7 separate regions of the Mus musculus genome follow, and all the other regions are linked to region 5. A link is a loop called in an ENCODE intact Hi-C map of the cell type or tissue named here. Cell type or tissue: left cerebral cortex. All regions are shown on one strand.

Region 1 (4,000 bases), 720 kb before region 5:
ACACACCACATTGTGTATATTCAGTCCCTTGGTGATAGGCGTTGGAGTGTCTGTACCTTTGACAGTGTAGATGCCTGCTTGAGTTCCTGCCTTCACTTTGAGGCAAGCACCCAGAAGCAGGATTTGGGGTCACATGGGAATTCTGTGCTGAGTTTTCTGAGGAGTTGCAGAACTGCTTATCACAGCTCACCATATCATTTCACAGGGCGGGACATGGCACCCAGGGAGGCTGAACCCAAGGTTGGATAGCTGGGTGCTGAAGAGAGCTGGGTTGTGCTTCCCCCAGTTTTCCATTACAGTGGACTTTCCTCCTTCTCCTTCTGATGGTGATTTGGATATTCCCTCTTGAAGATGAAATCTTTTTATTTAAATTTTTTTATTATGTATTTTCCTCATTTACATTTCCAATGCTATCCCAAAAGTCCCCCATACCCCCCCCCCCCCATCCCCTACCCACCCACTCCCACTTCTTGGCCCTGGCATTCCCCTGTACTGGGGCATATAAAGTTTGCAAGTACAATGGGCCTCTCTTTCCACTGATGGCTGGCTAGGCCATCTTCTGATACATATGCAGCTAGAGACATGAGCTCTGGGGGGTACTGGTTAGTTCATAATGTTGTTCCACCTATAGGGTTGCAGTTCCCTTTAGCTCCTTGGGTACTTTCTCTAGCTCCTCCATTGGGGGCCCTGTGATCCATTCAATAGCTGACTGTGAGCATCCACTTCTGTGTTTGCTAGGCCCCGGCATAGTCTCACAAGAGACAGATATATCAGGGTCCTTTCAGCAAAATCTTGCTAGTGTATGCAATGGTGTCTGCGTTTGGAGGCTGATTATGGGATGGATCCCCGGATATGGTAGTCTCTAGATGGTCCATCCTTTTGTCTCAGCTCCAAACTTTGTCTCTGTAACTCCTTCCATGGGTGTTTTGTTCCCAATTCTAAGAAGGGGCAAAGTGCCCACACTTTGGTCTTCGTTCTTCTTGAGTTTCTTGTGCTTTGTATCTTGTATCTTGGGTATTCTAAGTTTCTGGGCTAATATCCACTTATCAGTGAGTACATATCATGTGAGTTCTTCTGTGATTGGGTTACCTCACTCAGGATGATGCCCTCCAGGTCCATCCATTTGCCTAGGAATTTCATAAATTCATTCTTTTTAATAGCTGAGTAGTACTCCATTGTGTAAATGTACCACATTTTCTGTATCCATGAAGACGAAATCTTAACACTCTATGCTCTACTTCATTTCTTCTATAGATACTGCAAAAGCAGGCAGTTTCCAAAATCTTGACTAACACGATTCCTTCCCATAAGTAAGACATGGGGGTCATTTCAAGAGGTTTGTCTCATGACAACACGCCACATCATTTGGTCTTCAGCCTTTTCCCAGCCTCTTTTGATGGCTGTTGTCAAGACAGGCTAAGCTGAGGTGGCTCAGCTACGTCCTGGATCCTTTCCCCTCAGTACTCTGTGTTGTCACATACAGCTAGCTAGGCGGAGCCAAAGGTATTTCGTATGCCTGTGAAGTTGAATTTAGACGCCTCTCCCGCCTCACCTGCCGCCCTGTGTCACAGACCTGACCCTTCAATCTGCTTCAACATCTTGCCTTCTAAAGGAACCGCCTTTCACCTCTGCCCTCTAAACAAGGACCCGCTGCTGGTCTTGATACAGAATGACTGAAACAACTCTCTCCTAAGAGTTTATACCTAGCACCTGGCTTCTGATTTTGGAATGAAAGATATATGTTAGGACGTCCCAAGCTGGCGCATCAGGCTTGATTTTGGAGGGCCGCCAGCCTCCCCCACATTGCTCCTGGAGTCTTGCCCCACGCCCCCCGCAGGGTTTCCGAATTTAGGGGTAGCTGGGAGGATGGAGTCCTGCTTGTTGGGCCAGGAGGAAATTCATTTTCCATGTGAGTGAAAATCAGTAACTTAAAACAGTTCTAGCCAAGGGACGTTTGGAAACCGAGGCCTGGCCAGAGGATGAGGTGGGGTGCTTTTTGGGGTTGGGGAAGAGACTTCAATAAGCAGGTATTTCTCAAGCGCATGCGTGAAAGCAGGAAATCTTCTTCGTAGTTGTAATTCCATAGGTGTCCACTGGATGGCGGAGGAACCCCGCTCATGGCGTCTCAGCGCAGCACAGCCTCGGGTCTGGAAGAAGCTGGATTGGTTTGATGAAGCCTTTACAGTCTTCACAAGATAGCTGGCGTTTAGAGCATTCTGCATGAATATACAATGAAAAGTCGAAGTCCTAACAAACTAAATGAAATGTGTAGGAAACCCCAAGGACTCTTTCTGGCTTGTACAAGAGATCAGTGACAGATAGGGTGTTGAAAACGGGGTGTGCGTGTTAACTCCTGTACAAAGGCAGTTTTCAGGTCTAACTCGTGGTTTAATTGTTCATCACACTGGACGTTTTCTATGATGTGCACTAAGCTGTGTGTAGTGACAACGGTAATAAAATCATCCCCTGTCTTTGAAGAGCTTGCATCCATCCTACAGGGACTCTGATCACAGCTTAGATAAGATAAATAACCTGTGTGTCAGATGGCAACAAATATCATGGGGGCATCAGGTGGGAGTGGAGGGATGTTCCTTTCAATCCATGGTCCCAGAAGACCTCCTGGGAAAGATGACATTTCATTAAGACCTGACGGTTTGATGAGCAAGCCCTGAAAACCTTAGGGGAGAGACTTCCTGTGAGGGTACAGTAATGTAGCAACCCTGAGAAGGGACCAAGGAGGCCAGGCTGGCTGCCGGGCAGAGTGGGGCTAGAGAGCAGGATATGAGTCAGAGAGAGGCTGGGGCGAAAAGGAGGATTTTTCAAAATGATTTTTTTCTTAGTATATATTAATTGTACATTATGACAGGTTTCACCATGCCAGTCTCTACTTATACATAATATTTTTGTCTATATTTACAGTTCCCTTCAACTCCTGATAATAATAATTTTCATCTTCTTAATTACTTCCTGCTTTTACTTTCATACTTACATTGACTTAATTTCAGGTGTTTGCAGTTATTTATTACAGTGTCTGCCCCACTGAAGAATGCATTTTTTTTTTTTTTTTTGAGAGAAGCAGGACTTTAAAGCAGAAGGATGAAATCAAACCTTGTAGGAGAGAGGGTTATGGCCAGCACCCTACCAAAACAGCCCTCAGCCATGTTAGCACTCTACCAAAACAGTAACGAGCCAGCACCCAGCCAGGCCAGCACACAGCCAGACTAGCACCCAGCCAGACCAGCACCCAGCCAGTCCAGCATACAGCCAGACCAGCACCCATCCAGGTTAGCACACACTCAGACTAGCACCCAGCCAAGGCCAACACCCAGCCAGGCCAGCACCCAGCCAGACTAGCACTCAGTCAGGCTTTCTTAGCCTTTTTGCAGCCCATGCTTGGGATTGTTTGCTGTTCAGGGGACAAAAGGCATACCAGCTTCCTGCCTGGCCTCCTTCCATCCACTAGGTGCTAGTGGCACTGCTGAGCTGGGCTTTGAAGGTTGGTACAATATTGATGGGAAATAGCGAGAGTTGGGGAGAATCAGCCGGGAAACGAGCTGGCATTTGACAGATGCCTCTGTGTGGAGACCAATGTCCCTTTTTGGCATCACGGAAACCGTTTTTATCATTTCCTTTGGCCTAGGTGCAGTTTCCATGACTTTTGCCTTACAGCAGATGGAGGGTTGGAGCCGGAGACTAAGCTATTTTTTTTTTTTTTTATTTTTTAGGGAGTTTTAAGCAGGACAATACGTGTTATACAACTTAAAAAAAAAAAAAAGAAAACAAGATTAGAAAAGAAAAACTTCTCCCTTGCCCCCCTCACCTCTCCCACCTACTGGCCCCTGGCATCTTCCCAAGATGAGAAATGAGAAACTTGTATTTCTCCTGGCTTCCAGATGAGAGACCAGATTATTTTTCTACCACTGGAATATAAAATTAATTTATTGCCTCGGTTAAATTTGATTAAAAAAAAAAACCTCAGCTTCTCTTACACACACACACA
Region 2 (4,000 bases), 190 kb after region 5:
AGAAGCTGTGGCTTTGCCAAAGCACTCCCTGGTAGTGGACTCCATTCAATACCAGCCCATCCACGCTACTTTTTGCCTACTGCTCTTTAAAAACATTCTCTGCACTTCCAGTGTACATTTCCCATTTTGGCAACTGTAGTTTGATGAAGGACATGGGGTTAGGCTGGCTATGTCCATGTCCTAACTTGGGCATCCATTACCTGAGTCTTCATTGAAAAGCTGGCTTTACCTCTCAAGCCTCTCTCATTTATCAGTTAGGATTCCTCGCTGGAAGGGGCTCACCACTTCACACAGGTGCATCAAAAGAAATATAGGCACCAAAGGAAGAAAGAGCTGGACTGCAGTCCTGGCTCTCCTGATTATCATTCACCTACTGCGACTAGGTAGTAATTACTTACACTGTGCGTCCTCAGTTCACCCATCTACAAATATGAACAACTGCAGTATGAACAATCCATTGGAAACGGTTCCCTTTCCTCTATCACAGTTATTTGCATTTTCCCATTGCATCTGTTACTAGGTGAATATATGTGGTTTGCTTTTAAAAAATGTGCTTCTTGAATATATGAATATAACTTGTCTCGTTTGTTTGCTGCTGTATCGACAGCCATTGATGCTGGAAATGTAATGGTGCTTACAAAATGTTACCAAGCACCTGCGTGCAAATTCAGCACATGCCTTAAGCATTCAGAATCCATCTAACACCCAGAAGCTGACACATGTCGATGGAGATCTTCACTAGCGCTCACTCTTTGCTGCACATACTTAAGACTCCAATCATGAAAGATTTCAGAAAGCGCTGAGATTGGTATTGCAATCTAAAATGTTCAGAACTAAGATGGAGCAATGCGATCACGAAAAGCTTGGTTCTCATGAAGTTACTCACACCTTTTATAAACAAGTTTCAGCTCCTTCCAGTCAATGAAGCTGCTGGTCCTGTGCCCACGAGAGAGGACGGTCTGGATGATGTCGCGGGTGATCTTCTTCCTCTCCTTGTCAGGGAGTGTGGTGTACCATTTCTGCAGCCGCAGCTTCCCTTGTCGACTGAAGAGCAAGATGAAATGTATCTAGAAGAAAAAGGCACAGAGAAGCCCCCAGTGTTCACTCAGCCAAGTCACTGCATAGATCGGGGTGTCTCGGTGCTGGGTGGAGCCAGGTATGTACGCTGGGAGGATATTTACCTGCCTGAGAATGATCCCATCTGAGAAATTACATTTACCCACCAGAAGCATGGACTGTCACAATGAAACCTTACTTCTGTTCCAGAAGACCATGTTTTAATAATAATAATAATAATAATTCTTCAAGGGTTGTAAGTTCATTAAGAGTCAAAATGTATCAGAGGAAGTAGTGGGGCTCTGTGATACAAATTCTTCTTTGACAAGTAAAACAAGAAAAGTGTTTGCATGGTGGAAGGATTTACTTAAGAGTTACAGTCTTCCATGTTCCATTTCATAGCTGTGAAAACATAGGAATGGGGAGAGTGGAAAGGGAAGGTGATTTTAAACAAAAATAGTAAAGATTTAAAAAGAGAGGAGCAGGGGGAGGAGGAGAATGAGGAGGAGGAGGAGGAGGAAGCAAGGAGAAAAGAGCACAAGAAAGAACAAAAGGACCAAACCTAAGCATGAAAGCTCAATGCCCTGTGTGGCCCCCACAGCTCTGCCATTTCCCATCTCAGGCGTGGATTGCCTCCTCAGCATGGCAGATGAGACAGTGTAGACAGTGAGTTGGCTGCACTAGGAAGTCGCCTCACTTTGTTTCCAAATCAGTTTTGATATGTGTATTCAAAATGAAATTTTGTATTTTCATAAATTTTAAAGAACCTTAAATGGAGGATGACAATCTAAGTTCAGGACCTTAGGTGTAGAGCAGACCTCATTTACAAAGACTGTCAAGTAGCCCAGTTGTTTATTTTATAAAAGATCACATTTTCTCAGCCTATCATATTAGAAGATAAGAATTAAAGTCATGATTGATTGATTGATTGATTGATTGATTATTGATTAAAAATAAATGAGAACGTGGAGCTGGAGAGATGACCCCGTGATTAGGAGCACTTGCTGCTCTTGCAGAAGACTTGAATTTGGTTTTCCAAGCACCCACACGGTGGCGCACAACCACCCATAACTCTGCTTCCAGGAATGCAATGCCCTCTCCTGAACTTCTGAGGGCATCAGGCACTCATGTGATACACACACATACATACATACATACATACATACATACATACATACATACATACATGCAGGCAAAACACACTTACACATAAAATAAAATCAATAAATCTAAAAATAACTTAGAAATTAAATGCATCACTGCAATTAATACTTGTGAGTACTCCAAAGACATAGGCTCCAAACCAAGAATAACAACAGTTAAAAATAAATACAAACACACCAAACAAACAAACAGTCTGGTCATTTTGCTGTAGAGCTTTCTCTTCTAATGACACTGCACAGACCTAAGAGGTCACAGGAGGTTATATCTGAAGTCAATAGACACCAGGATATTCCTTTGGAACTTCCTCTAACTTAAAGAATTTGTGGGCTCTTTTGGTAATTAATTTTATCTATTATTAGCACATATGCGCCTCTTTCTCTTTGTCTCTGTTTGGACTATGTCTGTTAGTGAATGTGAGTGTGTGTGTGTGTTGGGGGGAGTTGGCTCACACAGCATACTTATCGAGACAAACAACTTCACGGAGTTGAGTCTCTCCTTTACCTTTGCGTGGGTTCCAGGGATGGAGCTTGGGTGATGGCCACCAGGCTAGTGCAGCAAGGGCTTGCACAGACTTTTCCCTTTTCCTTTTCCTTTTCCTTTTCCTTTTCCTTTCCCTTTCCCTTTCCCTTTTCCTTTTCCTTTCCTTTCCTTTCCTTCTTTGTTTTTTAAGTAAAGTAAATGTAGTTTGTTTGTTTTTAAGTGACAACAAACTCCTGATCTGGAGGGCAGACATCACAGAGCGTGAAAACAACTAAAACTCCTGCTCAGTAAACACCACTCTAAACCCAGGATGTTCTCAGAGCACTGCATTTTGACACCAGGGAGATAGGTGGCTCCATGAGTATTGGCACTTCCCACTAACCCCAGCCATCTGGGCTCTACCCTCAGGACTCACACAGTAAAAGAAGAAGAGAACCAAGTTCTGAAAGTTATTCTCTCAAACAGAAAAGAACACTCGCTTCATTACCTTAAATACTATTTCCTGTTAGATAGGTATAAGCAATTCAGGAATGCGCACAGTCAGTCTTTCCTAGCAACCATACTTGCATGGGTACTTTTGCCTCTCATCCTGGTTAAGTTTTATTATCAACCTGACACAACCTAGTGTCAAATGGGAGGAGGGAATCTCCTTTAAAGAGTCGCCTCAATTAGATTGGTCTATTGGTGGTGTCTGAAATTGTCTTGACAGATTGAGTGCGGAGAGCCCAGTCTACTGTGGGTAACACAATTCCTAGAAAGGTGGACCTGCAGTGTATAAGAAAGCTAGCTGAGCCGATAAACGAACTGGTAAACAGCATTCTTCTATACTTCCTGCCATGTATCTATGCCCTGACTTCCCTCAGTGATGAGTTATGGACTGGAAATGTGAGCTGAAGCAAACTCTTTCCTTCCCCAAGTTGGTCTTGGCTAGAGTGTTTTCTCACAGAGACAGAGACAATGTAGAATACCATTCTAACAGTATAAAATCGGATGTCTCTAAAATGTAAAATAACAAATCTATCTATCTAACTAGCTAGCTAGCTAGCTAGCTAGCTAGCTAGCTCACTACCTATCTATCTATCTGAAGACAGTGCACAGCTCAGGATGTGAAGAACAAGGCTCAGTTGGGGATTACCACCAGATGAGACTGTTCAATCCCAAGTCTAGCAAATGGTCATATTTCTGTTAGAGAGATCAAATCTACAAAATCAGAGGGTGTTTGCTCTCATTTCCTATGAGAAATATTACTGTCATCCCATCTAGCCTACATCTTTTCTGCTTTGACATAAACAGTTTCTCC
Region 3 (4,000 bases), 700 kb before region 5:
TGTATGGAAGTGGGGCCTGACTAGAGAAAGTGGGTCATGAGGGGTGTTCTTGGAGACTAGGTCTTGCCTTGGCCTTTATTATGGCTGCTCCTATCCATTCCCTGTCAGCCAGGATGTGGGAACTTTCACCATCATACACTCTTAATGCTTTGATGTCATGATCAAAAGTGGGAGGTGAAAGCAACGACAGGCTGAAGCCTCGGTCAGCGTGAACAAGTGGCCTCTTCTTGTTGTGGCTCGGCTATAAAGTGTTTCCTACGGGCTCACATGGTTGCACACTTAGTTCCTGTCACTGTAACCCCCGGACCTGTGAGCTAAAACCAATTCTTACCCAGCTCCCTTAGGCTGCTGCTGTTGTATCACAGTGATGAGAAAATAATTCCGACAACCCTTTAAGATATTCTGTGAGGCATTTTGTTACTAATAGGGAAATATTTATTTCTGACAATACAACCTCAAGTCTTGTGAAGGAGTAATTGGTATTCAGCATTGTCTTAGTTTGGAGCTATTATAATTTTTGTATTATTATATAATATGTATTATATTATATCTTAGATAGGACAATTTATAAATAACAGAAAAGTACGGCTTGCTGTTCTCAAGCCTAGGGGGTCAGCTCTATCTGTCATTGCATTTGGTTCCTGCTTGAGGCCTGTTAGAGGTGGTACTTTTAACATATTTCCTGCAAGTGGAAGGGCACACACCTTACCCAAGCTTCTTTTCCTCTTTTTCTCATTTTCTTATTTGGTCCGTGAGAATTTTGTACAATGTATTTTGGTCATAATCACCCTTCCTCAAACTCCTCAAACGCCCCTCGTCTCTTCCCCACCCACCCAATTTTGTGTCTTTTTTTTTTTAAATCTTTTTTTTTTAAAAAAGATTTATGTATTTATTATATACAAGTACACTGTTGTTGTCTTGAGACACACCAGAAGAGGGCATCGGGTCCCATTACAGATGGCTGTGAGCCACCATGTGGTTGCTGAGAATTGAACTTAGTCAGTGCTCTTAACCACTGAGCCATCTTTCCAGTCCATGTCTTTTTTTTTTTTAAATCAAGTACAGTTGGTACTGTATAAACTCCTGGGAGCATGGCACTTACCAGGTGCTACACTCTTAAAGAAAACAGGCTCTTCTGTCCATGAACAGCTACCAGTTGCCAATAGCGCCTTAGCTGGGGGGGTGGGACGTCTATCTAGCTCTGCCCTTCCATGCTGAGATTTTGTCTGGATTGAGCTTGCATGGGTCTGTGTGGTTCATGATGTCACAACTGCTATGAATCCCTAAGTACGGCTATCCTGTTGTGTCCAGAGGTCAGCGGTTCCCTGTAGGTTGCTTCTTGTATAACGCTACTGATCCCATTCACGAAGGCCGAGCCCTCAGGATTTAACCGCTTCCCCAAATCTCCACCTTCTAATTCCATCACCATAAGGGAGGGGCATGGAGAAAAGGGCAAATCCAGAAGAGAGAAAATCTCCATGGACGTTCAGAGTCCACTCTCATGTTCTAAGTAGGTGGTTACGTCCTCGTCATCATTGTGATCACTGCTGTGTCACACCACCGATCATTCTGTGCCAGAGCTTATTTACAACGCAAGAACAAGCCAAGGAAACATGAGCGCGGTCCGTGACTTGGCACGCAGGCACTGTTTTCTTGTTTGAGTCCATGAAGCAAAGCTGGGAGGCAGAAGTGTTGCTTTGGAAACAGAGTGGTGAGAACATGGGGCTGTTTCTTCTAAACCTGTGCTGCACAGGCTTCTGACCCCACCATCTCCTGCTCGAGCCCCGCAGGAGCTTTGCTTGTTGTGGGCTTACTTACCCTAGCTGCACATCTCGACCCAGTAGCCAAAACTATCTTCTTACTATGAAAATGTGACCATGGTAATTTTTAACTTAAGTCACTTACATGTCTCTAGTTCTTGTATGACAATATAGAGAGCACAGGGCTCCTGAGGTACTTAATTTAATTTAATTAATTTATTAATTTAATTTATTTTTTTAAAAAATTTTTTCGAGACAGGCTTTCTCTGTGTAGCCCTGGCTGTCCTGGAACTCACTTTGCAGACCAGGCTGGCCTCGAACTCAGAAATCCACCTGCTTCTGCCTCCCAAGTGCTGGGATTAAAGGCGTGCGCCACCACGCCCGGCTCTGAGGTTTTTTTTTTTTTTTTTTTGGAGACAGGGTTTCTCTTTGTAACTCTGGCTGTCCAGGAACTAGCTTTGTAGACCAGGCTGGCCTTGAACTCATAGAGATCTGCCTACCTCTGTCTTCCAAGTGCTTGACTATTATGTCTGTTCATCTTCTAGATTTATTGTTACTGATGTGTCTGTGATTTATCCATGTGTGTGTATGCCACATGTCTGCATGTGCCCAAGGAAACCCCCAAAGGATGTCTTATCCTCTGGGTCTGGAGTTACAGGGGATTGTGAGCTGCTCTTTGAGGATACGAGAGACAAAACTCAGGACCTCTGGACGAGCAGGAAGAGCTCTAAACTGCTGAGCCATCTCTCCAGCTCTCCCTGCCCCACGCTTTTGAGTCAGGGTCTTTGTAGTTTAGGATGGCCTTGCACTTGCTGTGTAACCGAGTATGAGGGGAACTCCTGATCTCCTCCCTCCAACCTCTTACACGTTTGTCCCCCATTCTTATTTTCTTAATGCAGTGCGGGGGATTGGACCCAGGGCTTCCAGAACGCTAGGCACACCCTCCACCAACTGAGCTGTATCTCTAGCCCTCATTGCTTCACATCTTAGGATGATTTTCCTTTACTCTTTTAAGGTCTTGGTTGTTTTTGTTTTATTTATTTGTGGTTCAGGGTTTCCCAAGTAGCTCAGGCTAGCATAGAACTTGCCCTGTAGCCTGGGGGTTCTGCTTCATTCTTAAGGTCTTTTTAATTTTTTATTTTTGTCTAAAACCAAACCAAACCAACAACGACGACAACAACACTATGTATCCTTCAAGAGCCAACATAAACAGTACCACCGCCAAGAAGCCTTTATTGAGGACGCTATAAAGAATTAAAAGCGTTTTCACTGCACTCCCACAATACCTTTCTCCAATCTGTCTGAAAACCGTGAGACACCCAAATTATTATAACACCCAGAGTTGAGCAGAGATACCATCTGCACGGGCTGGCATGGAGTTGGTGCCCGGGAGTTACTGAAGGCGGGAGCACTCGCACACCGCCTAAGACAAGCTGTAAGCACAAGCACTGGCTTACTTCTTCGACAAGGAAGTGCGCTTGTTTTTCCCCTCCAGAGGACGATTTTTCCATCTACTTTGGTGAGGATGGACAGAAGGCTAAGAACAGGAAAGGAGAGATGAGCTTGGGGAAGTGAGAAGAGTAGAGCACAGAGGGGGATGAGGGACGGTGGAGGTAAAAAGAAACAGATACAAGGCATCACTCTCAGTAATAGTCCTTCAGGCTCGGAACCAGAGAGAGAAAAAAAATCCCGATGCGTTTTCAGGAACAAGCTGCGGTTCTGTCAATCACTGCATCCAAGGCAGAGAACGTGCGAGGTCTCCACGTACAAAGTTCAGAGGAAACTCAGGGCTCCCGCTCCGACCCGTCTGCATTCTGCTTATTTCCTTTTCTTTTCTCCCTCCAGCACTTCCGAACCTTCCCTTCCAGCCCAAGCATCCTCCAGGGCTCATTCAGCCTTCCATTGGTCCCAATGCAAACGCTTGATTTTCTTCCACTGAAAGCTGGGTAGCCATATGGGACAGTATTGGCTTCCTCGAGGCACCACACCACCAAGTCCATTTCTGAGGCCAAATGGGCCACAGTGCTGTTTACCTTTTTAAATGAGCGTTAGCCCAGGGATGAGAGTTAGTGCTGTGTCCTCCAACCCTTCAGGCACAATGGGTCACACTCTGGCCCAGAGAAGAAAAGGTCACGGTGGAGGCCAGAACTGACGGAGCCTGCCTGTTCCCATCAACATTTACCTCCTCAGGAAATGTGCTTCAATATTCAGCTCTAAAAGCTGATGCTGCCTCCATCCCA
Region 4 (4,000 bases), 710 kb before region 5:
TTATTAATGCTGTGACCCTTTAGTATAGTTCTATGTGTTGTTGTGACCCCAACCATAAGATTATTTATTTACTTGCTACCCCATAACAGTTATGCTCTGCAATGCAAGCATAGAATGTGCAGTATCTGATGTGTGACTCTTGTGAAAAGGTCATTGGATCCCAAAAGGGTTGTGACCCCAGGTTGAGAACTTCTGTTCTAGAGTCACACACAGATAACAATGAATGTGTATTATACGGGGTATTTGTTAACTTGTCTTACCCACAGGGGTTGGGTAGTTTGTTAATGGCTGTCTGCATGCAGGAGAGGCTCAGAACCTGGTAGCTGGTCAGATACAAAGTCGAATGCTTCAGCATTCCCAATCTGGCACCAAGCTGCTGGTCTCCAATCCATATTCAAAGTCTGAACATGATCTTTGGGATGGCAGTGAAGGGTGGTGGCAGCACACCAGGAGAGCCAAACTCACCAGCAGCGGGGCAGGTGGCCCTTTGTGAAGGTACCGCCTGCTCTGGGGGTGGGGGGAGCATCTTCCCTCAGTTACTTCTTCCTGGAAAGTCACTGGCAGATCCCTCCTAAGGCACATCTCTCAGTTGACCCTAGACCCAATCAAGATCACCTATCACAGACATCTCAGAAGATAATAAACCAATGACAACCTTAGTGGACTTGTGTCAGCACTTCTTCAGGCCTGCACAGTGCTGTCATTTAAAGCCTGCTGCATGCTGTCATTTAAACTACCAGAGTCACTGAGCCCAGAGCACATTGACTGTTTAGTGGTTCTGGGAATCCTCCTGTCTCCACTTCCCAGCGTAGGGCTCAGTTTCGAACCACCACACCTAGCTTTCACATGAGCGTTGGGGACCTGGACTCAGGCCCTCAGTTATTTTTGGTAGTCACTTTAATCAACTGAGCCACATCTGCAGTCTCCTTTATGAGCTTTTGACATGATCTTTTCATAGGGAGGGTGTGAGGGCTGATATCATCGGCTCTGATCAGTGTGGGTTCTAGCATGCCTTACTAAGAAACCCATCTGTACGGGAAGCCTGCTAACTCAAATGTGGCTGTTGGTGTGGTGTGGACCGAAGCAGAACACAGAAGGCTAAAATTCTTAATCCCCCTTGCTTTATGGTATTACATGTTTCCCTGCATCTAGGATCCATCAATGAACAAAGCGACCACTTTTCTGTTCATCCTCTCATCACCCCAGGAAGTCAAGTTAAAGATTAAATCCCAAACCTGGCAATATTCTTAGTCATCACCACCAAGGGCTATAGACCATTAGGTTATATCAAGCCTTTGACAGGTCACTGATTTCTTAATTAGCAGCTTGTGACTCATTGCTGGAAGAGCAGGAAGCTGCTTCTGACCCTCTGCTGTCCTAATTGCCAATTGAGCTGCTCTCATGGGCTCCCTCTGCGTATTTTGAAAACCTAATACTGCCACTAGCAATTTCACGATCGTGCAGGCAACTTCTAAACATCTTTAAAGATGTCACCTCCCTGTGTTATTTCATCTAATGAGACCCGAGGGCAAGGCAACCCTGTCTTCCTCCTTCAGAACTCTGTCTGGATCCTTCGATGTCTGCTTTATTGCCACGGGGGCTGTGTTCATCTAGTCTCTGTTTCTCTGAAATGTCTTCTTGAATTTTAAGCAATTTATTTTTACCTCACTCACAGACAGAGCGCCTGAGACTCCAGACGATGCATTTTGGGACAAGTGGACTGGTATCAAAGTCCTTCCTCACAGAGGGAGCTGATCTCAATGTGAACCCCAGGACACACGTGCTGTATTCTGTCCTTCAAGAGCATCAAGTGTGTGAAGTTGCTGGGAAGAAGCAGGTGTAGACAGTTTGAAAAAGATCAACCTGAGACGACCAAGTTTCTGTGCTTAGGACATTTATAATCAAAATGGAGGGAAAGAAGTATACAAACACATTCAAAGTATGAGAATAGTCACCTGTAGGCGTTTACTCTCATAGGGAGTGTTGTCAGATCAACAGGATCCAGTTTCACCTGGTTGGATTAATCGGGGTGGGAAGAATTGTCTTTACTGTGGGCAGGCCCATCCCTCGGGCAGTGGGTTCTGGAGTACAGAACTCTGAGAAAACTGCGCACTGACATTCATTCCTCTCCCTATGTAGCCAGACTAGATTCAACGTGACCGCCTGCTTCAAGTTCCTGCTGTCTCCTCTGCCTTGCTACTGAGGGTGGCAGCTTGAAGCAAGCCCTTCCTTCCTTAGGTCGCTTGAGACCTTGTACTTTGCTAATTGTCCATTGAGCTGCTCTCATGGGCTCGCTAGAAAACCTAGTAGTGGGTATTCTGTTATAGCAATAGGAAAAGGAAATAACCCTTTCACCAAATTTCTATACAAACTAACGCGTGCGTGTGCGCACACACACAACACACACACACACACATTTTCATATATGTCATTTCTACTTATGAGTGTGCATCACCCTCTCCATCTTTCCTTGCCACTCCCTCGGCCCCACACACCTTCCTATATCCATTACCTCCTCGTCTCTGGATCCTTTGCTCCTTTCCTGTCACTTAGCTTGCCATCCTTAAATGTTAAGGCCACCCGACCCATCTCTGCTTCTCTCTTGGAATTCACTTGTTCCTTTGGACTTAACTACTGTATGACTACTTTTGCATTAAAGTACCTATCCCTGAACTCTACATGTGACCACTTTAACTTAGGTGCATATTTTACATAGTTGTCATGTGACTCTTACCGAAGACTCCCAGCATGACCCTCTGGGCCGAGATCCTTCAGGAAATCCTTTCCTTCTGACCTCCTTCACAATTGCTTTCTTTCCAGTCTCCATGTAAATGAAATCATGCAGGGTGTGCTCTGCGATGCTTAATTTCTTTCATTGCATCGTATATCTGTGAGATTCACCCAAGTTAGGTATATCAGTCACTTGCTTCTTTAAGGAAAAGATTTATTTTTATTTATATGTATGGGTGTTTGCTTATATGTATGTATGTATATGTGTATGTATATATATACCATATGTGTGCTTGATGTCCAAGGAGGCCAGAAGAGGGTGCTGGATCCCCTAGAACTGGAGTTATACATGATATTTATGTCATATGGATGCTGGGAAACACACCAGCATTTTGTACCTAATTGCCACGTGACGCATAAGGAGACGAGGTACTGGGTGATGAAGCACTTAAGCACTTAAAGTGAAGTCTCTTTGCAGCTGAGGGAAAGCAGCACTGGAAGCTGGGTCTCCTGATCCCAGGAGCTTGGGGTCTCTGCTATCAGGCCCTGTATGGATAATCTTCCCCGCCCCGCCCTTCTCCTTCCCAGACAGGTCTTTATAGTTCAGCTTTCTCTCTTAGACATGACGCCTCCCCTTAACTGCTGAAGACTGTAGTACTCAAACTGGAACTGTGACAAATGTCGCAGAGCAGAAATTAGAATGTAAAAGCAAAGCCTTACTGTAAACACAAGGGTGAGATTGCGTTTCAGAGAGTCTATGTGCGAAGGATTGGAAAGGGCTGCTCCTTCACAGGCTGTCAGAAGGCAGTTCAAGAATGGAGTCTTGTGAGGAAAAGTCTGTGTGCGTGTGAGAAAACGTCAAGAAAACAAGAGTCTTGTAACCTCAGCTTCTTAAAAACATGGAACATGTTCTTGTGCCCCTCCCACGTGTAGCAGATAGGAGTGAATTTACTCCAGATTATTCTTTACCCCTGGATATTGTTTTTTTTTGTCCATATGCCTCTATGGAGAAACATGTTTTTGCCATGTGCAGCTTGTTCTTGTGACTGCACACTTCATTGGTGTGATTCTTCTTAACTCTGAGGGTATAAATTGTCTGATGCTCTGAATAAAGTCAGCTATCGCATGGGGCTTCAGTCCACGTCATTTATCAACTCCACTCTTCCACGTCTAATCGCCTCTAGAGTGGTAAACAACAGGCGGCTTAACCTGTAACTTCTAAGAGCCTTTTCTATACCTGGTTCATGCATTCAAAGGAACAACATTTGAC
Region 5 (4,000 bases):
TCATGTCTTCGATACATCCTGGTTTGTGGCAAATAAGCAAAGTTATGTGAAAATGATTTCCTGTTAGATTAAGCATCTAGATATTGCTTAACAGATCTTGCTGATAATGAATGCTATAATTTTTTTAGAACTGTCAATAGGTTGTAGGTATAGAAACTTCCTTTGCTTACATACATAGGCTGATTAAGATTACCACCAAGTAGGCTATTTAAGCATACACAGAACATTTCCAAAATAAACAAATGCTTTCTTCAAGAAACTGTACCCATAAACTTGTGAGTGATATAATGAAGTTTAAATAAAAAGGGTTCTATATGTATATAATATATTTCATATTACTTCAGGATTGATTTAGCTTTGGCAATCAGCTTTCACTACTGTCATGTTAAATGTTATCTTGAAAGCCATATTGAGTGCATTTGCTTTAAGATCATTATCTTGACATACTCTTAACACATCTTAGCATATGGATTACGTGATTATCTGAGAACCCACTACTTTGAAGGGAGGTTTTTCTGTAGAATTAGAGAAAGAATGCACATTGCAGTTTGAACCACAGCCTAACATGCATGGCCGACTCGTCGCTGACTCTGGTTTACTTTAGATGACACCGTTATTGCTTCTAACACTCAAAGGACTTCATTTCTCTAGGAGCTGCTCTTGCAAGCAGTGAAGATGGCTTTAATAGTTCTAACACCTTACACAGTGTTTGATTTAAAATTTAATTTTCTGAAGTCTAAATGGTAGGAACATTGTGTCTCCTCAGACAGCTATTATTGATGCCCCTTACAGTAAAAAACATCTTTCCTATGAAATCAGCTGGAACATTGACACTGAACCATCAACACATGTGAGTAAATCTGATTCAAACAACCCACCTAGTTAGGATAAACAAAAATAAATTTGCTTCAATCAACCTCTTCAGCAAGTAACATATCAGCTTTTCCAACCAACGCATAAAAATTACAATCACAGTCCATACCGATCTATATATTTTCTTCCCTGGATTCAAAGTTATCATTTCTCTGTGATTCCTAGTAACATGAACCTTTCCCACAAAGTGATAGTTCATCTTTGAAAAGGGGAAAATGTCAATGTTCAAAATTATTCTAAGCTGCTTTCTCAAGACTAAAATTAGCACATAATAACATAAGCCCTTCTGGAATATACCAGTTCATAAAATAATTAATAATTAATTCAGAGTTCCCTTAAGGTGAATATCAAAGAAAGAAAACAAATCTAAATTTTTTGCCTCTGTGACTCATATGATTGATGACATTTGAATCCTTTTAAACTGTCTGTTAAGATTATTAAGCATATAAAATTATATTTTTGGTTCTATATCTGACTCTTGGGAGAAAAAGAACACATTAGAGAAAGAATCAAAACATAAGGTTTGGTTAACTTTACATTAATCGGCATGTTGACGTTAAAATTCTCAACTTTTCTGCTCTCCTTGCATACAGTTTTACTCAGTAACATTATAGTTAATGCATATTCTCTGACAAGTCCTGTAAATCACAGAGCCCCTCATTTCGGCACACACGTATAGAGTATCCTTGCCTAAAAAGCAGCAGGTTGTCCGGTTATTCTATCAATATAAGCTTGCCAACGGTCTTTTTCCTCTCATCTGGGAAAACAGGGAGGGACACTCAAATGAGAACTTTCCAGTAAATAGAAGAGAAAGCAGTCTTACCTCTGTCTTATATTATGTGGAAGGCTCCAAGCATGCTCCTCTCTGCCGCTGAGTGAGGGCTCGGGCCGTTTCAGCACCGGACAGCTCCTCGGCTTATAGAGAGCCTGGGCGCCTGACTCCGCATTCCACGCTGACGTCACCGGCTCAGCCTCAAACCCCAGCGCAGGCGAGCTTTTTCAAAGAATCCGAGAGAAAACAATCACTTTAGATATTTTTTTAAAGCGTTGCATGCTTACGCCACCTGTCTTATGTAGCAAAAACTACAGCTTCTTCCCCCTTCTTTTATCTCTGAGGCTCGAAATAAAATGTTCAGCACAAATTCCCTTAGAAAGGAAGAAATCTGTCAGATAGACATGACTAATTGCAAGGACATCTCTGCGTTTTCACGCCTTGTTTAGAAAGGTTTCTTGGGCTTGCTGCCATGTCATAAGAATTTTACAGATAATGACTATCTTTTTATTTGTGCCTATAAAGAAATACGTTCTCATTTCCTGGTGCAGCCACAATTGAACAGAACATTGCAAATATGATAGATCGTATTTCATATCATGACTCCAGGCAGAACTGTTTTAAAACTGTTTAGTTTGAGCAAAAAAGGTGAGATGCTTAATTTTTTTTTTAATGAGAATCAACTCCAATTCTTTCAGCACAGTGTTCAAAATGAGAGTTCACAGACGCTCAAGTTGTTGATACTTCTATATGAGGCCATTCAAATCTTCAGCAAAATCAGGTGTTGCAAGAGATAGCTAAGAAACTGTGCTCCAAAAAACATACTGCCTACCAGGAAGGGAGGGATTACTGCTAGAAGAGAGAGAGTGGGGGTGGAAGGGGGAGAGAGAGGGAGAGAGATTGAGAGATTTTCATATGCCTAGAGCCCTCTTGGCATCAAGAGAACATAGTACCACAGAAATACTTCTAGGTTTTGGTTGAGTAAGTTGAGGTGACTAACTTCAATGAATGAGAACCATCCAAGGAACAATGTCAGAGTTAACCCACCGCTTCTTGGATTTATAATTCATAACCATGGCTGTACTTTGCCGTGGAACTTGATTAGGTACCTTAATAATTTATACAGGTCTAAATTTTTAACTTTATTTTATTAAAGATGTGAGTCCTCTAACCCTGTATATACTGAAATATATTTCTGAGAACTGAGAGAATCTTGTTGTATGAGGTCCTCTAAAAGTCTCTGCTGACTGAACAATCACATTCCAATTTTATCTACCCACCAACTGAGTTATGATGCTTATGAGGTGCCAGATAGTTTGTGAACTACTGGGAAAAGAAAAAAATGAATATAGTTTTCTGGCTTTAAGAAGGCTTTAATCAATGGGGATGAAAGATAGATTATTTTAATATACATTGGAAAGCACTAAAGAGAAGGCTATTCAGAAGGCTTTGAAAGTTTTGTGGCATTTGCAAAACTCAAGAAGAAGGAAGAAGAAGGAAGTGTGGATACTTTGCTCCTTCTTAGAATGGGAAACAAAGTACCCATGGAAGGAGTTACAGAGACAAAGTTTGGAGCTAAGACGGAAGGAAAGACCATCCAGAGACTGCCCCACCCGGGGATCCAGCCCATATACAACCACCAAACCCAGACACTATTGCATATGCCAGAAAGATTTTGCTGACAAGACCCTGATATAGCTGTCTCTTGTGAGGCTATGCCAGTGCCTGGCAAGCACAGAAGTGGATGCTCACAGTCAGCTATTAGATGGAACACAGGGCCCCTAATGAAAGAGCTAGAGAAAGTACCCAAGGAGCTAAAGGGGTCTGCAACCCTATAGGAGGAGCAACAATATGAACTAACCAGTAACACACACAACCCCCCCCCCCAGAGCTGTGTCTCTAGTTGCATATGTAGCAGAGGATGACCTAGTCCGCCATCAATGGGAGGAGAGGCCCTTGGTCTTGGGAAGATTATATGCCCCAGTACAGGGAAATGCCAGGGCCAGGAAGTGAGAGTGGGTAGATTGGGAAGCAGGGTGGGAGGGGGGGTATAGGGGACTTTTGGGATAGCATTTGAAATGTAAATGAAGAAAATATCTAATAAAAAACAAAAAAGTAAACATGCTAAAATGAAAAAAAAAAGAAAGAAAGTTTTGTGGCTTATTAGTTGTTGACTCTATCTATATAGTAATGAGTAAGAGGAGGAGAGACCTCCAGCTAATAGACCTAAGCTGATCTTTTATTAGGTTTGTAAGACTTCCTACTCTACAAAACACTGTTGAATTGTTCAAAACTTATGAATATGAAATAAATACTAAAATAGTTTTAAAACTTATGAAAAAAATTTCACAGAAG
Region 6 (4,000 bases), 540 kb before region 5:
GTCAAATCATGGATCCAAGCTGATGACCTATGTCGTGCTTGAGACAGCTTTCAGATTACTTTCTCTGCATTCTGTTCTCTCTAGAGATCTCCAGATAGCTCTCTATGTTCTGCTCGTGCCCATTCTTCAAGCACTTTTCTCTTTTTATTCAAAAACTTCTCTGCATAGCTCATCTCTTACAGATCATAAGCCCAGCCTTTTATTTTACATATCACTCCAGTCATTAACTCCAGGTTTCCTTTCAATTATCCTAGGAATCAGCATCCCATGGCCCCAGCTCCTTAAATTTTAAGAGACGGCAAGCACCAATTTTCTTTTAACATTGCAAAAGAATTCAGAGATCTGCCTGCTTCTGTTAAGTACAGACAATTAGCCAGCTTGGTAGGACCCTGTCCTGAAATTACCATTTCTACCATTCCTGGGCCTAACCTGACTGACTGTCCCAGGCTAACCCTGAACTCAGGAATCTGTCCGCCCTTGTCAGCATAAACAAAAAAACTTAGCTGGGGGAATCTCCTGTGACCACCACTTCCTAAACCTCTTTTTCTCTTCCTTAGTATCTTTTTGATGACAAGTTGACTCAGCACAGATGCCTCTGTTCCTTTAGATCTATGAAGATCCTTGCACAAATCATACTACATCCTTATATTTTGCATAGTTGAGAAAGTATATGTTTTTGAACTCATGATTTTAAAGTTATTTTTCACAGTCTTAAAGGCTGTCCTGAAGGTCCTAGTACTTACCATTTTGCTGAGACATTAGTCACACCCTCACCTCCCAGATATTTGCTGTTTCAATCATCATGAAGTCATTAACAGGGAGGACATTCTTTGTAGGAAGAACATAACAATGTGTACATTATTAAACAAACAAGCCTTAAATCCATAGAAGCCATGGACACTCCTGCTGGTCCTGTCCCAGGGGCAGGTCCCACATCATTCCACCCCTACCAGGGCCATGGCAGACTTGTTAACCTTCATCTTGGAATTCCGTCTAAAGAACTATGGACAGATACATTTCCATTGTTTAACTATGTCATTATGAATATGCAGCCTGAGCAAAGGAAAGCCATGAAGGATTTTGACATGTAGAAATCTCAGTCCTGATTCTTTCTCCACACAGGTTGCAGTGTTCATAGCCCATGGTCTGGTTGATGAATATAATCAAACCTATGCATACAAATCTCCTTTGGCTGCAGAAGTCCTTATTTCCTTTTCTTGCCTTTTATGTAGCCACACAGGCCAAAAAAAAACTATGCTTAGAATTGCTTACATTTCAGAATTTCAGTGGCTTTCCTTGTATCCACGGAATTTGTTTCCTGTCCTAAACTATCACAAGGGAGACTCCTAGAGTCCTTCCTTATTTTTCCGTGAAGATACTACAGCTTTTCTCAACTTCGAGCATAAGTGTCTTGTGCTGGCTTTTTTGTTTGTTTGTTTTAAGTTTATAGCCTTGCCTGAATCTCTGAGTGGAAAAAAAAAACCTCACAAATGTTTAATGAAGAAGTTTGGGAGGCTTACAGCTATAATCCAGAATCTATTTCCAAACCCAGAAAAGACTTTTGCATTTTTTTTTCTTTTAGATCTCTCATCTTGAAATAATGTCATTTAAAAAACCTTTTTTGAGGCAGAGCTAGACTTTTAGAAATTTGTACCAGACTTAGTTTAAGATTCAATAACCAAGATGGATAATAAGGTTTTTGGGTGGAGTGCAAAACTAATATTACATTATAAAGGAAGGGGCTAGCTGTAGGCATGTGTAACACCTCTCTCTCCATATATACACACACACATACACACACACATATATATACACATATATATACACATATATGTATGTGTGTGTATATGTGTGTGTGTGTGTATGTGTGTGTGTATGTGTGTGTGTGTGTGTGTGTGTGTGTGTGTGTACACTCCATGTCTGAGGACAGTCTACAAAGAGTGCTATAAATCATTTGATCTAAAGCAGTGCAGCTACAGCAAGCGCACAGGTTTGAAGAGAACAATGTTCATTTCTATTTGTTAAATTTTTTATTGTTAAAAATCATCAGTAGAGGGGGCTGGAGAGATGGCTCAGGAGTTAAGAGTGTTTGGTGCTCTTGCCAAGGACCAGAAGTCAGTTCTAAGTACCTACACTAGGCAGGTCAGAACTTCTTGTAACTACAGCTCCGGGGGATTTGAAGCTCTGGGCTACAAGCACATACTGTATACATACATACACGAATAAAATAAATCTAAAAACTCAAAAATGATCACCAGTACATTATTATATTCTATATGTAAGAAAATCATTGTGCTCATGAGTTAACTTGGTGTTTTTATTTCACGTATTGTCTATATTTTGTCATTTCAATTTTAGAGCCTTGAGGTTCATCCATGTACATTTAAATCTTTGAGAAGGTTTTACAATGGTGGGCTGTGGGAAAAGCTGATTATTAAGATTAGAAAAATAATTGGGATGTTCTGCTCCTGAGTTTCATTTCATTCTCAATTATGGACTAGAGATAAATACTTTACAGCTAGCCTATACGTCTTTGATTAGGTCACATTAATTAACATTTTGATTTCTAATTTTCTCCATTGGTATCTATTTTTAGACAGCCAACCACCTACATGGCATTAGACAAATGTGTGCGGTTTGGAAATAGAAGAAGTTGGCTTCAGGTGGTTTTATCAACCTTGAATCAAATAAGCAAAGAGGCGGGCTGCATCAGAAATCCTAATAGCAAATTTTTTAGAATAATAATAATAAAAAAATCTCTGCTAAAGAACAAGCATTAAGTGCACGCAAAAACAGTTTTTGCAAACATGAACTACATAAGGAAGTCCTATAGACAATTAAAGGCAAAGCTGTAATCTCTGAGGATATTGTTTTCAGCCTTCCAAACCCATCAGTCATATGGCATGTCACTGACATTCAGAGCGGCGAAGCACACAGGACAGTGTGACTGCAGCATGTACTCCTCAACTTCTTGTTGCAAAATCTGCGTGCTGTTTGAGTTTCCTTGGCTTCTTTAAAAATATTCCCCGATACTCTTAAATTTTACCTTTTATTCTCTCATATATTATATTCCAACCTCAGTTTCCCTACCCCTCCTCTCCCCTTAGTGTCCATTCTCAACCTCCACTCTCCCCCAGATCTACTGTTCCCTCTGACTCCCCTCAGAAAAGAGCAGTCCTCCCAGGGACAACAACCAAACATGAAAAATCAAGTTTCAAGAAGACCAGGCACACACCATCACATCAAGGCTACCCTAAGTTTCTATGACCTTGAAATCAAATCAGTTTTATAGTTTTGAAAATACAAGATAAGATTAAAACCTGTAAAATCTTTCTTTCATCCCTCCCCTATGTGTGTGTGTGCACGCATGTGTGTGTGTTTCTGTGTGTGTGTACAGGGGTGTATTCAGTGGTGCATGCATGTGGAGATGCTAAAATTTAACACTCCATGCTTTCCCCTATGGCTCTCCACCTTAATTTTTTGAGACAGGGTCTCTCAGTGGACCCAGAGCTCACTGGCTCCAGCAAGAAGATTCCAGCAAGCAAGGGATCCCTCCTCTGCCTTGTGCAATGGTACAGATACACACACAGAATACTAAACCCAGCTTTCCTCAGCCGCTGAGGTGTTCCGTTCACTTGATTGTGAACACTTTAGAAATCCCTCATTCATTGTAGCGTGTGCTGTCTCAAGATTTAAGATGGACAATAACGGTGGGCCAGAAGCTGCTATGCTGAAACTGAGTGTCTAACCCTTGAACAAAACTGAGAAACATTGGAAAACATACAAACCATCTGATAAAAAATGGTTTCCTGTGTCAATTTACTTCTCTTTGACTGCCTTGTGCTTCCAAAGAAACCAGAAAAGTGTTCAATTTTAAATTCTGGTCTCACAAATAATTTATTTCTTGCACCTTAATGTCAAGATGAAAAGAAAAAAAAAACACCTTTCCAATTTTAGCCTTTCCACCTTAAGAATATGAGTTCATTTTGCCAATGCCAGC
Region 7 (4,000 bases), 200 kb after region 5:
CCAACAAAGTGTTGTGATGTGTGATGACTGTGTCTTTTTGAGAAGAGGAGGAGACACTAAGAACTATCGTATCCTTGTCCTACCTTCTCCACTCCAACACGTGTACCCAGAAGCAAGGCCATGTGAGGGCACCCTGCAGTGAAGTACTATCTGAAGCCAAGTAGATAGATACCCAACCTGCCTTCACTTTGATCTTGACCCTCTGGCCTGCAGAACTGTAAAACACAAACTTCTGTTGTCTACTCGGAAAGGGGGAGAGAGAAACCCTGGCACCCCTTCCTCGGGAACCCAGAAAGCCACTGTGCTGGTTCTTTGGGTCAGAACACACCACTGGCCTGCTGCCATGCCCTCTATCACCTCATCTTATGAGTTGCCTTTCCAAGGCCTAACTAATAAGTCTACCTAGAAACAGCACCGACCTGCAGATCTGTCACTCCGAGCTCCTTTTTTTCAGTTTAGCCTGTTGATCAGAGGCCTTCTGACTGTGGATTCAGTCATTTTCTCCCAGTTCCCTACAAAGTATCTACTGTTCCCTTTGGTTTGCTTCTCTGGGGTGTGTTTCTCTGTTTCTCATATCTTTTATCTATAGTAAGAGCAGTTGTTTCTGGGTCGGGAACTTATATTTTCTCTGTTGATTCTCTCCCAAAACTGCACCCCTTGTTGATGGTGAATCATTTACTCTCTCCCACTAACAGTGGGTTAGAAGGAACTGGAAGACAACAGGTGAGGCATTCAGGGGAGTGCCAGCCCCCACACCAACCCGGAGCCATCCTCTAAGAAATAGGAAAGTAAGTCACATGTTCAAATACCTTCCATGGGCTGGGCGGAGGTTAGCACTGTATCAAATGTGAGCGAAGGTTCAGTGTCATAAAACAGGAGGGGAAGAACACAGTAGTCCGCTCTTAATCACAAGCCCCAGAGAAAAGAGGCAGCTGGTTCAGGAGCTGCAGTCACATGGTTGCCAAGAAAAGCGTGGTGGTTACTACTACCAAGTCTTCGAGAAACCTGACATCTAGACAATTAGAGAACCGTTTTAATGTTCGTAACTAACTGTAATCAAAACAAAAAGACACTGATTGTGCTAAATAAAACTCACTTTGTGGGAACATGATCTCTGAGCTGTCTTTGCCTGTGGGTCTCACTTTAAGATACTGAATAAAAATGATGGCAGAGGGCTGATGAGATAGCTCAGACGTTAAAGAACCTGCTGTTCCAACATGAGGACCTGAGTTCAAACCCCCGTAGCCCACGTAATGTTGGATGCAGTAGTGCCCCCTAATATAAGCCTTAGAGGCTAATTCAGGAGAATGCCCCAGAAGTTTACCAATCAACTAGCCTGACCTCCAGAGTGGCACACAAGAGACCGTGTGTCAAACACAGTGGGAAATGAAACCTGATACCAGAGGTTGTCCTCTGATCTCCACAGGCATACAGAGCACATGAACACTCACACATACACATACATACAAATATTTTGTAAGTGCTGGCTGAAGGTTCTCACTGAAATATAGCTTCATTCGGATCCAAAGATTTTGCTTTTGGGATTTTAAAGTTGCTTATTTGAAGATGTGCTTCTCCGGGCTCAAGAATCTTGCTTCTACCTCTCAACTTAATATTATTGTTGAGTCAATTCTGGGACCCAGTTCTCCAGTTAATATTTATTCAACAAACCTTGTAGTTTATTTCCTCAAGATTGTAAACCAAGGTTCTGTTTCAATATAAAAAGAAGAAAAAAGTACACGAATATACTGAATCTCGGAATCTCATTTTTTGCCTCTTCTCGCCAGCCTTTGTCTTGAAGATGTAGAAAGGCAATCACACTGGCTGGCGTGTGTCGAGCTTTCGCAGTCCTTGCACACCATCTGGTGGCAGAGCTGGATGCTGAGAACATGAGAAATGGTCAGTAAAGGAGGCAAATTAAGCTTAAGGAGGACAAAAGACTGAAAATAGAAAAAAGAGGCATGGTGGGCGGGAGGGGGGATGACACAGAGGTCATTCATATGTGTTGGGTGTGTGTCAGCTATGAGTAATAGGCAAATCAAAAGGGTGGCCACCAAGAATAGCCTTATGGTCATTTGTGTAAAACTTTAAAGTTCTCTTCACAAAAAAAAATTTATCATAAGAGTGTTAATCATCCACCTATATGGCACAATAACATTTATTGAAAGGGAGGAACAATGAAAAAAAAGAAAGTTAGGATAGGTAGGCTTTTTCTCCATTGAGTAGCTTCAAAATCACACACACACACACACACACACAAACACACACACACACACACACACACAAGATAGAGAAGATAGGTGTTAGATAGATAGACAGAGAGACAGACAGACAGACAGCCAAGCACAGTGCAGACACCTATGATCCTAATACTTCAGATGTGGAAGCAGGAATTCAAGGTCAGCTCTATAAGACCCTGTCTCAAAAACAACAATAACAATTCTTTTTACTGGGGCTGGAGAGATGGATCAGTGGTTAAGAGCCACTGACTGCTCTTCCAGAGGCCTTGAGTTCAGTTCCCAGCAACCACATGGTGGCTCACAACCATTTGTAATAGAATTTGATGGCCCTTTCTGGTGTTTCTGAAGACACTTACAGTTACCCATATGCATAAAATAAATAAATTTTTAAAAATCTTTTTATTACAGTAGAGCTATACAGTGTTAATAAAGTAAGAACCATCAGCCACCAAGGAAAGAAAACAAGAAAGGGGGGGGGAGGGAGGGAGGGAGGGAGGGAGGGAGGGAGGGAGGGAGGGAGGGAGGGAGGGAGGAAGGAAGGAAGGGAGGAAGGAAGGAAGGGAGTCGTCATACCAAGAGACAGGACAAGAAACCTGAGTGGATGGAATTATGTCAGCCAAGCATTCACATGTTGACGTTCTAAACTGAAGAACCTCAGAATTTTATCTTCTATAGAGACAGATTTGCTGCTAGGAAAAGTCAGTTAAAATGAAGCCAAACTGATAAGAGTGTGGACTACCACCACCTAGTATCACCAGACTGGTGGACTCATAAATTCGACCATTTTGGGCCCAGCTACTTGCACACTGTCATGTGAAGATAAAGGCAGAGATTGTGGCAATACTGAAGGCTGCTGGCAAACCATAAAGGCCTGGGCCAAGAGCACAGCATGGTTCATCTGAGTTCCCAGAAGGAGCCAGCCCTGACTGCCCATTCCTTATCTTCTTGCAGCGTGTGAGTCGGTACGTCTGTTGCTGATGTCATCTGGCTCACGCTTCTTGGCTATAGCAGGCCAGCAGACTAATCAAACTCTGCCTCTCACTTTGAATTCTACAACTTTCTTTTTTTCTGTTTTAAAAATTATCGCTGAGCACTGGTAGATCCAGTAGAACTCAGGAAGCAGAGCTAAGTGGATCTCAAGTTCTACAGCCTGGTCTACAGAGCAAATTCTAAGACAGACAGAGGGTTAAACAGAAAAACTGTCTCGATAAAAAAAAAAAAAAAAATTAAACCGGGCAGTGGTGGCACACGCCTTTAATCCTAGCACTTGGGAGTCACAGGTAGGCAGATTTCAGAATTCGAGGCCAGCCTGGTCCTACAGAGTAAGTTAGTTCCAGGACAGCCAAGGCTACGAAGAGAAACCCTGTCTCCAAAAACAAAACCAACAAACAAACAAACAAAAACAAAACAACAAGAACAAAAAACTAATATATATATATATATATATATCATTATTTTCTAATTTGTTATAAGTCAACATCATAAAAACAAATCAACCTCATTCCTGGAATAAAATCAACAAATCAACAGACTTCATTCAACTTAGCAAATATTTATTATCTACCAGACTGACATATTTTTTAATGGAATAACCATTTTCTAGACTCATAAAATGAAAAGAACATTTATCAGGCAAAACTAAAACACCTACAAACCATTGTACCTTAAAACTTTAGAAGTTCTCCATGAACATGAGTATAAAGATAATCAACAAAATATGAGCAAATCAAATCTACTACAAGTGGGATTATAGCCCATGA

The links. Peaks named below come from ENCODE experiments on the same cell type or tissue, not always from the same donor. Only the 100,000 strongest peaks of a DNase experiment are listed, where the experiment ranks them.
Region 1: it touches region 5 in a loop (7-fold over the local background); 12 of 42 quality-filtered maps call a loop at or near these places.
Region 2: it touches region 5 in a loop (2.2-fold over the local background); 2 of 42 quality-filtered maps call a loop at or near these places.
Region 3: a loop joins it to region 5, with 4 times the contacts of the local background. A loop is called at or near these places in 3 of 42 quality-filtered maps.
Region 4: a loop joins it to region 5, with 5 times the contacts of the local background. A loop is called at or near these places in 13 of 42 quality-filtered maps.
Region 6: it touches region 5 in a loop (1.8-fold over the local background); 2 of 42 quality-filtered maps call a loop at or near these places.
Region 7: a loop joins it to region 5, with 2.8 times the contacts of the local background. A loop is called at or near these places in 3 of 42 quality-filtered maps.

The regions. Positions count from the first base shown.
Region 1 is chr1:78,722,553-78,726,552 of GRCm38, forward strand. The region is part of intron 2 of Gm38631 (a long non-coding RNA gene); the gene reads left to right. Among named protein-coding and RNA genes, the nearest start is that of Gm38631, 4.6 kb to the left of the region's middle. In left cerebral cortex, CTCF peaks have their summits at 2,100 (motif pointing right) and 3,469; DNase peaks (open chromatin) are centred at 2,107 and 3,447.
Region 2 is chr1:79,624,219-79,628,218 of GRCm38, forward strand. It overlaps Ap1s3 (adaptor-related protein complex AP-1, sigma 3), which reads right to left. Exons shown (of 5, transcript NM_183027.2): 2 at 889-1,067. Among named protein-coding and RNA genes, the nearest start is that of Ap1s3, 46 kb to the right of the region's middle. In left cerebral cortex, a CTCF peak has its summit at 2,100; no DNase peak of the experiment used is centred here.
Region 3 is chr1:78,739,263-78,743,262 of GRCm38, forward strand. The region is part of intron 3 of Gm38631 (a long non-coding RNA gene); the gene reads left to right. Gm33693 (a long non-coding RNA gene) reads right to left here and starts at 1,518. Exons shown (of 5, transcript XR_865566.2): 1 at 1,103-1,518. In left cerebral cortex, no CTCF peak of the experiment used is centred here; DNase peaks (open chromatin) are centred at 1,611 and 3,148; H3K27ac peaks cover 266 bases.
Region 4 is chr1:78,729,007-78,733,006 of GRCm38, forward strand. All of the region lies in intron 2 of Gm38631 (a long non-coding RNA gene), which reads left to right. It overlaps Gm33693 (a long non-coding RNA gene), which reads right to left. Exons shown (of 5, transcript XR_865566.2): 2 at 2,735-2,888; 3 at 1,665-1,823. Among named protein-coding and RNA genes, the nearest start is that of Gm33693, 9.8 kb to the right of the region's middle. In left cerebral cortex, no CTCF peak of the experiment used is centred here; a DNase peak (open chromatin) is centred at 1,628.
Region 5 is chr1:79,438,260-79,442,259 of GRCm38, forward strand. Scg2 (secretogranin II) reads right to left here and starts at 1,767. Exons shown (of 2, transcript NM_009129.3): 1 at 1,697-1,767. In left cerebral cortex, a CTCF peak has its summit at 1,942; DNase peaks (open chromatin) are centred at 612 and 1,835; H3K4me3 peaks cover 2,186 bases; H3K27ac peaks cover 1,901 bases.
Region 6 is chr1:78,896,812-78,900,811 of GRCm38, forward strand. All of the region lies in intron 3 of Gm29536 (predicted gene 29536), which reads right to left. Among named protein-coding and RNA genes, the nearest start is that of Kcne4, 82 kb to the left of the region's middle. In left cerebral cortex, a CTCF peak has its summit at 2,061; no DNase peak of the experiment used is centred here.
Region 7 is chr1:79,638,486-79,642,485 of GRCm38, forward strand. The region is part of intron 1 of Ap1s3 (adaptor-related protein complex AP-1, sigma 3); the gene reads right to left. Among named protein-coding and RNA genes, the nearest start is that of Ap1s3, 31 kb to the right of the region's middle. In left cerebral cortex, a CTCF peak has its summit at 1,859 (motif pointing left); a DNase peak (open chromatin) is centred at 1,849.